Linked DNA regions of Homo sapiens: regions 2 and 3 are each linked to region 1. A link is a loop called in an ENCODE intact Hi-C map of the cell type or tissue named here. Cell type or tissue: heart left ventricle. All regions are shown on one strand. Region 1 overlaps ANKFY1 (ankyrin repeat and FYVE domain containing 1). Region 2 overlaps UBE2G1 (ubiquitin conjugating enzyme E2 G1). Region 3 overlaps UBE2G1 (ubiquitin conjugating enzyme E2 G1).

Evidence for each region. A loop is a pair of places that touch in the nucleus more often than their neighbours do. Peaks named below come from ENCODE experiments on the same cell type or tissue, not always from the same donor. Only the 100,000 strongest peaks of a DNase experiment are listed, where the experiment ranks them.
Region 2: a loop joins it to region 1, with 3 times the contacts of the local background. A loop is called at or near these places in 70 of 110 quality-filtered maps.
Region 3: a loop joins it to region 1, with 6 times the contacts of the local background. A loop is called at or near these places in 72 of 110 quality-filtered maps.

Annotation. Positions count from the first base shown.
Region 1 is chr17:4,213,923-4,217,922 of GRCh38, forward strand. It overlaps ANKFY1 (ankyrin repeat and FYVE domain containing 1), which reads right to left. Exons shown (of 25, transcript NM_001330063.2): 4 at 3,061-3,196. Among named protein-coding and RNA genes, the nearest start is that of ANKFY1, 48 kb to the right of the region's middle. In heart left ventricle, a CTCF peak has its summit at 1,598 (motif pointing right); no DNase peak of the experiment used is centred here; H3K4me3 peaks cover 349 bases; H3K27ac peaks cover 2,088 bases.
Region 2 is chr17:4,315,890-4,319,889 of GRCh38, forward strand. All of the region lies in intron 1 of UBE2G1 (ubiquitin conjugating enzyme E2 G1), which reads right to left. Among named protein-coding and RNA genes, the nearest start is that of UBE2G1, 49 kb to the right of the region's middle. RefSeq lists an enhancer at 1,301-2,068. In heart left ventricle, no CTCF peak of the experiment used is centred here; no DNase peak of the experiment used is centred here; H3K27ac peaks cover 1,590 bases.
Region 3 is chr17:4,302,236-4,306,235 of GRCh38, forward strand. The region is part of intron 2 of UBE2G1 (ubiquitin conjugating enzyme E2 G1); the gene reads right to left. It also overlaps the pseudogene MFSD1P1. Among named protein-coding and RNA genes, the nearest start is that of ANKFY1, 40 kb to the left of the region's middle. In heart left ventricle, a CTCF peak has its summit at 2,401 (motif pointing left); no DNase peak of the experiment used is centred here.

The DNA.
Region 1 (4,000 bases):
AACCTGTAGCACACCACAGCAATGTCTGACAAAGTCACTCTAACCTCAGCCATGAAATCAGAGCATTCCAGCAGAAAAAAACCTCTTTTCAGATAGCTTTCAGAAGCTTTTACCATTTTTACAACTAATATTCAATCTGCCTTCCTAACATCCTAACACCAGGCAGCCTAATACACAGTATGATCTCAGGAAGTAATAACTCACATTTGCAGAGCACTTTACAAAGCACCTTTACAGCATTTGCTGAGAACCTGAAAATTCCACTCTCCTCCTTTTCACTGTCAAATGACATTGCACCAAGGGACTCAAATATGTTTCACGAAAGCAGATCTTTTATTAAAGCTGGCAGACATTTCACTGTCACCAATTCTAGGATCTCCAGAGTGCCATTTGCCATTTGGATAGATTATAAATAGTAACTGACATGATTTACGCAACCAAGGAACACGTAATCTTATTTAGAAATTAAGATTCTCGGTTCCTATATTCTCTTTGAAAATAGCAAGACAGACAGACTTTCACCCGAAGGGAATTTTTTAATTATTATTTTTAACTTTAGAGTACAGAAAGGACACAGAGATACAAAAACGATAAACCTAACTTTTTTTTTTTTTTTTTTTGAGATGGACTTTCACTCATATTGCCCAGGCTGGAGCAACAAGGCTCAATCCAGGCTCACCACAACCTCCACCTCCCAGGTTCAAGCGATTCTCCTGCCTCAGCCTCCTGAGTAGCTGGGATTACAGGTGCCCGCCACCACGCCTGGCTAATTTTTTTGTATTTTTAGTAGAGACTGGGTTTCACCATGTTGGTGACTTTTAAAGTATAACATCAAGCATATATTTAAACGTCCCACAAACTGCTGTATAGTTTTCATATCACTCTTGAGTGGATGTGGGAAAAAAAAATTATTGAAAAGAAAAATGACAGAAGGTAAACAATGATTTAGTTACAAATGACTTTTTTCTTTATATCATTCTGTATCCTCCAAATATCATACACCGAACATGTATTATACTTTTGTAAGGAGAAAAAGATTAACTGTCTTTTTTTAGTATACATTAATTATCTCTTTAAAAAGATTAGCCAGGCACGGTAGGTCACGCCTGTAATCCCAGCACTTTGGGAGGCTGAGGCGGGCGGATCACCTGAGGCTAGGAGTTTGAGACTAACCTGGCCAACATGGCAAAACCCCGTCTCTACTAAAAATACAAAAATTAGCTGGGCGTGGTGGCAGTCGTCTGTAATCCCAGCTACTCAGGAGGCTGAGGCAGGAGAATCGCTTGAATCGGGAGGCGGAGGTTGCAGTGAGCCAAGACTGTGCCATTGCACTCCAGCCAGGGTGACACAGTGAGGCTGTCTTCTAAAAAAAAAAAAAAAAAATTAAGAGTATTTTCTTCAGTGTGCCCTCCGTGGTAGAAAAAAAAAGAAAAGATTTTCCTGATGCTTACTATAAAAACTTCCTTTTCATCAAATCAGTGCTAGCATTCCAAAACCGGCGAGATCCCCACATTACAAAAAGAGCAACGGCTGCTTCACACTGAACCGCACCCGTCGCTAGCACCCTTTCATTATCTCAAGCATGTAATTCCTTCCAAGGACAGCAGGGGGCACTCTGTGACCCTTTAAAAGCCAACCCTTGACTCCACTCCCGGTGTCTTCCACTCCAGCTCTTAAGAAAGCCATGACAGATAATAACTCGATACTCATATCTAACAATACAAAATTAAGCATCTGGTAATGTTGACAGTTATGAAGCCTACTCGGTCAACAAACAACAAACAGTTTAATTAAAGAATCCATTACACAGATTACAATTATCTCAACTACTCCAACCCCAAGACATTTTTACAAAAGCAATTTAATTTACATAAGCAAGTCTGACAAGGTCAACAGGAGAAAGCTCAGGAAGTCTGGAAAACATATAAAGACATAAATCATACTCAATCTAATTAAAATCAGTCTGATTTCACTATCACCAAAACTCCTCACCAAAACAAACAAACAAACAAATGAAAGAAACAGTTAACTGAATGTCCTCAATAATCAAATCAGCTTTGCTAATAGCCTAATGCTGTATGCACCTATAGACTGTGGACCTGCTTTTGTTTTTTATTTATAGGATTTAGATATTAAAATGCACTCAAACCCACATCAATAACAGACAGGAGTAAGCCGTCCACTGATTTCATGTGGGGCACAGTGAGCCCTCCTGGGAAAACACCAGCCCATGACGAAAACAGCAAGCAGCTCTAGGCAGCAAAGTCTCTCTAGGGAAAACACAGCAATAGGTGGAGTGCCTCCTGATGACTGAAACCATCCCTTCACTCACCCAGGAGAAAAGCCATTACTTTATGCACCCAAGGGAATACAAAGATCACTAAATGCTGTAAAAAGCCACTCCATCAGCAAGCTGATTACCAAGAGCCACAGCTCCAATAGAAAGACGCTCCCGGACATCTCGTCTGACATTATTTAGTGAACGTTTTGTTTTCTGTTGTTCTAAAATGCCAACTTGGGAGAGCAACAGAGAAAATGTAATATAAAAACACAGCATGCTATCTCCTTGACAACCTAAAATGCAGTAACTTAAATGAAGTGAGATCTCTGGAACACTGGCTATGACACTTATTTGGACAATATTTTCACATATTCATTTAGGCACTCATTGTTTCCAACAAAGAGACTATGACTAAGGATTTCATTCAACTTGATATATCAGAAAATAGAGTAAAATGTCAAGGGAAACAGAAAGGGAAGGAAAGCTGAAAGTTTGGACATTGGATTATATTATTTCATATTTAATTTTTCAGTTTATACGATTATGTAATTTCAGGTAACAGACCAGTGAAAGAAAAGAGAATAGCAAAAGCTTTAGCAAAATTTAGCTACAAGATAACACAAAGCAAGGGAGGTAACATCTGTCCCCAGCATCGCCTTTAAAGGAACACCTTGCCAAGTTATTTACATTAGCAGAAGAAGCTGTTTTCCCAGAGCTCGGCATAATTAAAGCTCAGCCACCACCATCTGAGGTGCTTGAATATATCTGCTGTGACTTGCCTCTCCCTGAGGAGCTGTAGCTGAAACCGATTTGCTAGTTTCATCAGTTCAGTCAGGAACACATCATCCTCTCTGAACTCCAGCTCATCTGTATAGATCCAGCGAAGCATTGTCATCGTCACCTCAGGATTAGCATCTGGTTAAAGAAAGAGAGAACAACTGAAAAAGCATAGAATGACATGCTTAGACTTTCTCAAGGGATCCCTAAAATTTGAGGCTAATAAAGTAAATGACAGTATACCCAACTTAAAGGAATATTACACAGTCATTAAAAATGGGGACTCGGCCGGGTGCAGTGGCTCACGCCTGTAATCCCAGCACTTTGGGAGGCTGAGGCGGGCAGATCACGAAGTCAGGAGTTCGAGACCAGCCTGACCAACATGCTGAAACCCCATGTCTACTAAAAATACAAAAAAAATTAGCCGGGCCTGGTGGCGTGCACCTGTAATCCCAGCTACTCGGGCTGAGGCAGGAGAATCGCTTGAACCCGGGAGACGGAGGTTGCAGTGAGCAGAGATTGAGCCACTGCACTCCAGCCTGGGTGACAGAGGGAGACTCCGTCTCAAAAAAAAGGTGACTCAGCAGTCTGGGCAACATCTGACTAAACTTTCGCAGTGGGCAGTGAGTGAGGAAATAAACCTACTAAAGATATGTCGAATAAATTGGGGAAAATATTTGAAACATATGACAAAGAATTAACATTATTTTTTTTTTCTTTTTGAGACAGGGTCTCACTACGTCACCCAGGCTGGAATGCAGTGGCACAATCATGCCTCACTGAAGCCTCGAACTCCCTGGGCTCAAGTGGTCCTTACACCTCAGCCTCCCGAGTAGCTGGGACCGCAGGTGCATGCTAGCATACCAGGTTAATTTTTGTATTTTTTGCAGAGACGGTTTCACCATGTTGCCCAGGCTGGTCTCGAAATCCTGGGCTCAAAGA
Region 2 (4,000 bases), 100 kb after region 1:
TCCACCTCCTGGGTTCACGCCATTCTCCTGCCTCAGCCTCTCCGAGTAGCTGGGACTACAGGCGCCCACCACCACGCCCGGCTAATTTTTTATATATATATGTTTTTAGTAGAGACGGGGTTTCACCGTGGTCTCGATCTCCTGATCTCGTGATCCGCCCACCTCGGCCTCTCAAAGTGCTGGGATTACAAGCGTGAGCCACCGCCTAAGTGTACTTTGCCAAGACCAATTGTTGGCTAAGTCTAACTTCTACAAAGCCAAATACAAACTGAGGTTTACAGCCTAGTAACGATTTTCCTTTGTGTCTGGGTGACTGTGGTCTCCTGCTCCGGGAATGTGAGTTCCTGTCAAGTTTATTTATACAACACAGTTGGCTGCAAGGTATATGTCTGTAAAGTAACTATTTTTACTGCAGCTTCACTTTGAACTTCTGAGATCATAGATAGACAGACCCCTTTACCCAAACAGTACATAATTACTCCTAACTATTGAGATAATTTGTCAAAATAATTTTGACCTTATTATCAGAGGAATAAACTGCTGTTACCTTAAAACATAAAAATGCCACAAACCAAGTCACCAAAAGTAACTGCAAAAACGTTCCCGTCCTTCAACCTTCCATTAATTAATACTGAAAAAAGTCAAGCATAGCAATCACAAAGGTGTATTTCCTCTTTAGATTTCAAGATGCATCAAGTTAATAAATTTTACAAATTTCTGGTAAACTTTAAAAATTTGCTTAAAATTAGAATTTTTTATTTGTACCACGACACGGGCTACCGGCTAGCTGATTTCCTAATCAAAAACATTTTTGGCCAGGCACAGTGGCTCATACCTGTAATCTCAGTGCTTTGGGAGGTCAAGGTGGGAGGATCGCTTAAGGGCAGGAGTTCAAGACCAGCCTAGGCAACAGCAACATAGAGAGACCCAGTCCTAGCTACTGGGGACGCTGAGTCAGGAGGACTGTTTGGGCCCGGAAGTTTGAGGCTGCAGTAACCTAAGAAGGTGCCAATGCACTCCAGCTTGGAGCAAGACCATGTCTCTTGAATAAAAAAAAAAAAAAAAAAAATCAAGGCCAGGCTCGGTGGCCTCTAATCCGAACACTTTGGGAGGCCGAGGCAGGAGGATCGCTTGAACCTAGAAATTTGAGACCAGGCTTGGCACTATAGTGATACCCTGTCCAGGTGTGGTGGCTCACGCCTGTAATCCCAGTACTTTGGAAGGCTGAGGCAGGGAGATAACCTGAGGTCAGGAGTTTAAGACAAGCCTGGCCAGAATGGTGAAACCCCATCTCCACTAAAAATACAAAAATTAGCCAGGCGTGGTAGCGGGTGCCTCTAATCCCAGCTATTCAGGAGGCTGAGGCAGGAGAATCGCTTGAACCTGGGAGAAGGAGGTTGCAATGAGCTGAGATCGTGTCACTGCACTACAGCCTAGGCGACAAGAGCGAGACTTCGTCTCAAAAAGAAAAAAAAAAATTAGCCGGACATGGTGGCATGTGCCTATATAGTCCCAGTTACTCGGAAGGCTGAGGTGGGAGGACTGCTTGAGCCTGGGAAGTAGAAAGTGCAGTGAGCCAAAACCACACCAATGCACTCCAGCCTGGGAAATACAGAGTGAGACCCTGTCTCAAAAAACAACAAAACAAAAAATATTCCACCCAATTTATTTTACTGTGCTTCAAAAACATAAGGAAAATGAAACAGACAAGCCAAACAGATCAGAGATGATCCCTTAAAAAGAATTTGTCAATATGCTTCCCAAAGGGATTTGCTTGGCAGAATTCTGGACCACATTCCTAAAATAACACTTACTGACATTCTGCTACCTGTAATATTTCACCCTGCTTATCACAGCTTCTTCAATCACAGGCGTCAGGGTTCTTCAATATTAAGTCCTAAGTACGTTGTTGCTTGTGCATAAATTATACACAATAGCATAAGCATGCATCTCTGCCAAGATTTGTCGCAGCAGGAACTCCTCACAATACCGAAATTATGCCCTAACACTAGTTTATAGTGTCACACAAACAGCTTACTTTGATCTCGCCTATTTTATAGAAATAAATTTGATAAAGATGATTCCTGAGGATTTCTGAATGTCACTTCACAATGGAAAATTTGGGCACAGCATATGATATTATGTATTACTAGCCTGGGCAACTTAAACAGATCATTTCTATTTTTTGAGTCTCATTTTCCTTATCAGTAAAGGATGGTAAAGCCCTTGGTAACGTTGCAACACGGAGAAGATATTGTATATGCGAAAGTCTGACCCAGCTTAAGGTACAATAAATGTTAGTTGTCCATTTTCTTCCTTTAAAATTGCTCATTAATTAGGCTACAGGACATAAAAGGAATACGTCTGTATTCTTCAGAATCCTGAGAACAAGCCCATACCTGAATTATTTCTTTTGGAAAATACTACCCAGCTTCAAACCTCACGCCCAACTATGTTTCTAGTAGGACTGCCAAACAAGGCCCCCGGTACCCCAAGGCCACAGGAGGGAGTGGTTTTTCAGAGTTGGGAAGCTGTGCCATAAAGGCCTGAGAGCTGCCAATAGCCGCAATTCAAGTCTCAAGGAGAATGAAGCCAAAACGAAGAATAAGCAACAAGAAATCCAAACAGATCTTTGATTTCTTACACCTGGTACTACTCCTGCCCTTCTATAAACTTAGTTAGAAGTCAGTTTTCCTTTTTGTCTAAATTTATTTTAGTTGAATTCCTGTCACTTCCAACTAAGAATGCCACCTTCTTCATGTGTAAAGCCCTATTTTTAAGTTCACATCCCAGTTGGTCCCTAATCAGTTTCCCCTCGAATACACCAGTGGTTCTCAACTGTCCTTTTACCTTCCCCACATTATACGGGGCAAAAAAGTGATTCTCAGGCTGCAGTGAGTCGTAAGCATGCTGCTGCTGAAGGAAGCAAGCACAGTCATGAGATTCTTGAATTTCCAATTCACTTTAAGTTCATTTCAACCACCAAATAATACATATAAAAAACCAGAAAGACTTCAGAAAAACAGTCTCAAAGAAATTACAGAAACATATTTTTAAAGAAGACCAGAAAGAAAACATTATAAAGCAACAGGAGACCTTAAAGGAAAGTGAAAAACAGACTAAAAACAAATCATGGTCATAACTTTCAGAAATCATACTTCTAATGAAAAGATAAATAGTTATTTTTAAAGAGTAAAGATAATAAACAAAGGAGATTTACATAAGTTAAACTGGCATTCCTGAAGAGATCAGAATATTAAAATGTCATAAATCTATAAAGCTTTCTATAATAATAAATATACAGATTGAAAACATATCCCACAACTCAGAAAAAACTGGTACAGAATAAACAATAAAACATCTGTCAAATGAGGCACTGAACTTTAAAGTTAAATAATATCAAGGATATTCAGGAAGGGAAAAAACAAGTCCAGTATAGGTGGGTGGGTGGAACCAACCAGGTTAGCCTCAGATTTCTCCACAATACTCATTGTAGGTAAGTAACAGTGACGTGAAGAAATACGGAATCCTGAAGAAGAATGTGATAAAAAGAATGAGAAATGCAGCCAGGCATGGTGGCTCATGCCTGTAATCTCAGCACTTTGGGAGGCCCAGGCAAGTAGATGCTTGAACCCAGGAGTTCAAGACCAGCCTGGACAACACAGGGAGACACCACCTCTACAAAAAATACAAAAATTAGCTGGACATGGCGGCAAGCGCCTGTGGTGCCAGCCACTCAGGAGGCTAAGGTGGGCAGATCACTTGAGCCCAGGAGGTCGAGGCTGCAGTGAGCTGTAAGCATGCTGCTGCACTCCAGCCTAGGCACCTGTGTCGAAAAAAAAAAAAGAGAGAGAGAGAAGCCCAAACAGGAAGTCCAAATAAGATGGTAATACACATTTACATGTATTGTAAACTTTAAGGACTTAAGAAATGGTACTTTTTGAATTAAATGCTGCGAAATCAATCAAAATAAAGAATTCAGTAACAGAAAAACGCAGGT
Region 3 (4,000 bases), 88 kb after region 1:
TTATCAGCTCCCACACCCCAGTATTTGGGCTCCCAGTGGATGACACGGGGAAGAACAGCATCTGGGTTCTGCGTGTGGTTGCAGCCACTCTTGTGTCCCACATGATGCTGGCCTTTATGATGTGGAGCCCTTGGGTTGCTGTGTCTTCTGGGAATCTCCTATTCATCGCTTGCCTGTGCATTTTGGCCAACAGTGGCATCTGTAGTTCCTGAACATCAACTGGGAACTGCATATGGCTTCACGCACTCCATTCAGAATCTTGGGGTGGCCATCATTTCCATCACTGCTGGGATGGATGATACTGGACACTGGGGGATATTTGTTTTTAGAAGTTTTCTTCATTGCCTGTGATTCTATGTGACTTTTATCTGTGGTCTTACTCTATTTTGTGAATCATGCCCAGGGTGAGAACCTAAATTATTCCACAAGACAAAGGGAAGAAATAAAATTTTCCCATACTTAATAAGTTTAAATGACTGTGTCATGAGAATGGGCTTTTGCACATCACTGGTTTGAAAATCTCCATTTTTAAAAATTTAGAGTTTAGTCATGAGAAAAAAAATAATGGAATGGCAAGTTGTATTTATATCCAAATACACCTATTTCAAAGTGTATTTGTGAGAACTATTTTAGCCTGTGTCTTCTGTATTGTGTGTTGCTGAAGAATTCTACAAAAGGCCAACCAACAATGAAAGGTTTAGAAAACTGCTCTGGAACATCCAGGTGAACTTCAGAAAAGAACAGTGAAAACAGAAAAACACAGGAGCTTCTTTTGAGATTGTCTTCATTAAGTATGTGTCTAAGGGATACAGCCTTTTCTTTATCTTACAGCAGAAAAAAAAAAAATTGTGACAGACATTCCCTTTCCTGGTAGGGGCATAATGCTAGAAGACATGTGAAGATATTTGTATGAAGTCTCTTTCTACTCACAACCAGTAGCTTGGGCTCTACTATGTGGTTATGTGGACTGCTGAGCAGTGACCCTTCTGAGTTGATTTTTCTGTTACTGAGTCCCCTAATCTCTTAGGGACACAAATTATAGTACAAACAGTCTGTACAGTTTTTCATATAGTCTAATTAGTAACTACAAAGTGTCCTTCGAATTATAATTGACATTTACAAAAATAAATAATAAAACTGCAAAAGGGGAAAAAATAATTTTTTTTTTGCTATTATAAGCAATAGAACATGGAACATTTGAAACATTTCCTAAGCATAGGGTTTTTACCCTAGAAATGAAACTGCTAAGACCAAATTTAAGTAATTGTTCAAAGTCACTCAACTAAGAAGAGTGGTAGAGTTAGAGAGCTAACCAAAGGCAGTCCCCAAAGTCCATGTTCTTGAACACTACGTGATAAACCGCATGGCATTACCACTGATCATTCCATTTCCAAGCAATGTAGGCACTAGGTTCATTCCCTCCAGAACTTCATTACAGAAGAGATGGCTTCTGCCTCTATGTCTCACACAGGACTGGAAAATAATTTATAACTGGAATAGAATTTTGCAACTGTAAAAGAATGTAATTCAGAGTTTTGGTTAACTGATTCTTCATTTTCTATATCTACCCAAGGCAATACTACAAAACACATAATCTTAAGATTCTCCAGATTTTTCATATCATTGCCAGTGCTTAAAAACAAAATAAATAAATAAGACATACTCCTTGAACAGACCAGCCACTGGTGATGAAAGGAAAAGAGAGATAAAAGTTATACAGTCATCATTCATTAATAATTTATAAAATGTTATAATGATACAGTGATATCCAGGTTTCTTAGACTTTCTGGTTTTGTTTGTTTGTTTAAGACAGGGTCTAGCTCTGTTGCCCAAGCTAGAGTGCAGTAGCGTAATCTTGGCTCACTGCAGCCTCCACCTCCTGGGCTCAGCCTCCTGACTGCAGGCATGCATCACCATGCTTGACTTATTTTTGTATTTTTTTTTGTAGAGACAGGGTTTTGCCATGTAGCCGAAGCTGGTCTCCAACGTCTGAGCTCAAGCGATCCACCCTTGGCCTCCCAAAGTGTAGGGATTATAGACGTGAGCCACTGTATCCACCCTAAACTTCCGTACTACAAACCTATTGCCACTTCTACCTGAAATTTTAATTTCTGTGGATATGAGTGGTTATCCATACTGTTTGATAATCAGTCTGAAAACAGTTGGTATACCACACCAGTTTCAGAATGTACATTTCATAGAAAGGCCTTAGGGACTACTGCACTGGAAAGACTCATTAATAAAAATAAAAATGTAATGCTATATAAATATGAGTATGACTGAATTAAGACTTGTGGCAACTATAGGAGTCTCAAAGTAATCCTTGAACGGTACCGGTTATCAATCACATAGACTGAAAAGAGAGTGGAGCGCCCTCTAGTGACTACATGAGGGCTAATGATGGCACAGAGAGATAATCACAGCAGCTTTTACAGAATTTTGGTACAGTATTTCTATTATCTAATTATAAAGTGGTGAATTAATCACTTAGGTCTGGGTACCATCTGAGCCTATACTAATTTATTTTCAATCCTATAACACCCCTCCCCCCAGCACAAGCCTCTACTTCCCTTCACAGGCAGTTATTTAAACGTAAGGTGTATATATTCACTTCCAATAGTGCTCTTCAAACAATTCCAAGATGGCCTCTACTCTCTCCATTCCACTGAAATAATTACAAGAACCTCACTACTTTCTGCTAAGAAGTTTTTTAAGAACTTTTTTTTTTTTTTTTTTAGATAGAGTTCTGCTCTTGTTGCCCAGGCTGGAGTGGGTGACACGATCCCGGCTCACTGCAACCTCTGCCTCCTGGATTCAAGCGATTCTCCTGCCTCAGCCTCCCGAGTAGCTGGGATTACAGGCATATGCCACCTCACCTGGCTAAATTTTTTGTATTTTTAGTAGAGACAGGGTTTCTCCATGTTGGTCAGGCTGGTCTCCAACTCTCGACCTCAGGTGATCCTGCCCACCTCGGCCTCGTGAGCCACTACGCCCGGCCGACAACAAATATTTTTTAAGCATTCTATGAAGTACATGGTTCTTGGTAGCATTCTAAAAGGCTTACTTCTAACAAACCTTTCTTCATTCCCCTGTACCTTCCTTTGCCTTTCTCAGGTCCTGCCCTAGGAATATGCTCTCTCTTTCCTGAGCAAAGGCTAGTGATCTCAGGAAGGCACAGTCCAGAAGTGACCACCAGTATTCTCAGCAGCATATACACACTCCAGCAGAGCTGCCAGAAATATTGCTGTGATTCACATCTCAATTCAACAGCCAACACTTTTAAAAATGTACACCAAAGACCAGAGACGGTTTTGTTTTCTTTTTTGAGACGGAGTCTCGCTCTGTCACCAGGCTGGAGTGCAGTAGCGTAATTTTGGCTCACTGCAACCTCCACCTCCCGGATTCAAGCGATTCTCCTGCCTCAGCCTCCTGAGCAGCTGGGACTACAGGCGCCCGCCACCATGCCCAGCTAATTTTTGTATTTTTAGTAGAGACAGGGTTTCACCATGTTGGCCAGGCTGGTCTTGAACTCCTGACCACAGGTGATCCACACGCCTCAGCCTCCCAAAGTGCTGGGATTACAGGCGTGAGCCAACGCACCAAGCCAGCAGATGCATCTTACAAAACAATACATACTAGTAAATTTAAGTTAGTCTGCAAACACTCAGAGCAGAAAAGAAGACTGTGGTCTTTGCATCTAGAAATGTACGACATGAAATATTTTTAAACTCTATTTCTCTTCTTCTACTGCTCTTTCACACCACTACATTGTTGTCTATCCTTAAGCCATTGGTTTAACAATTAATAGTCAGTTAATAGATTATCATAGAGCATAACAATAACTTTCAATAAACTAGGAGAAAGTGACCATTAGTTTAGTTTGGGATAAGAACACCTAGATTCTAACCAGTATTCGGTGGGGACTCAAGTAGAGAACCATGAAAAGAGACGATCTTGAAAGTTCTCCTTAGCCTTCTTAAAACACTGATGTGTGTAATAC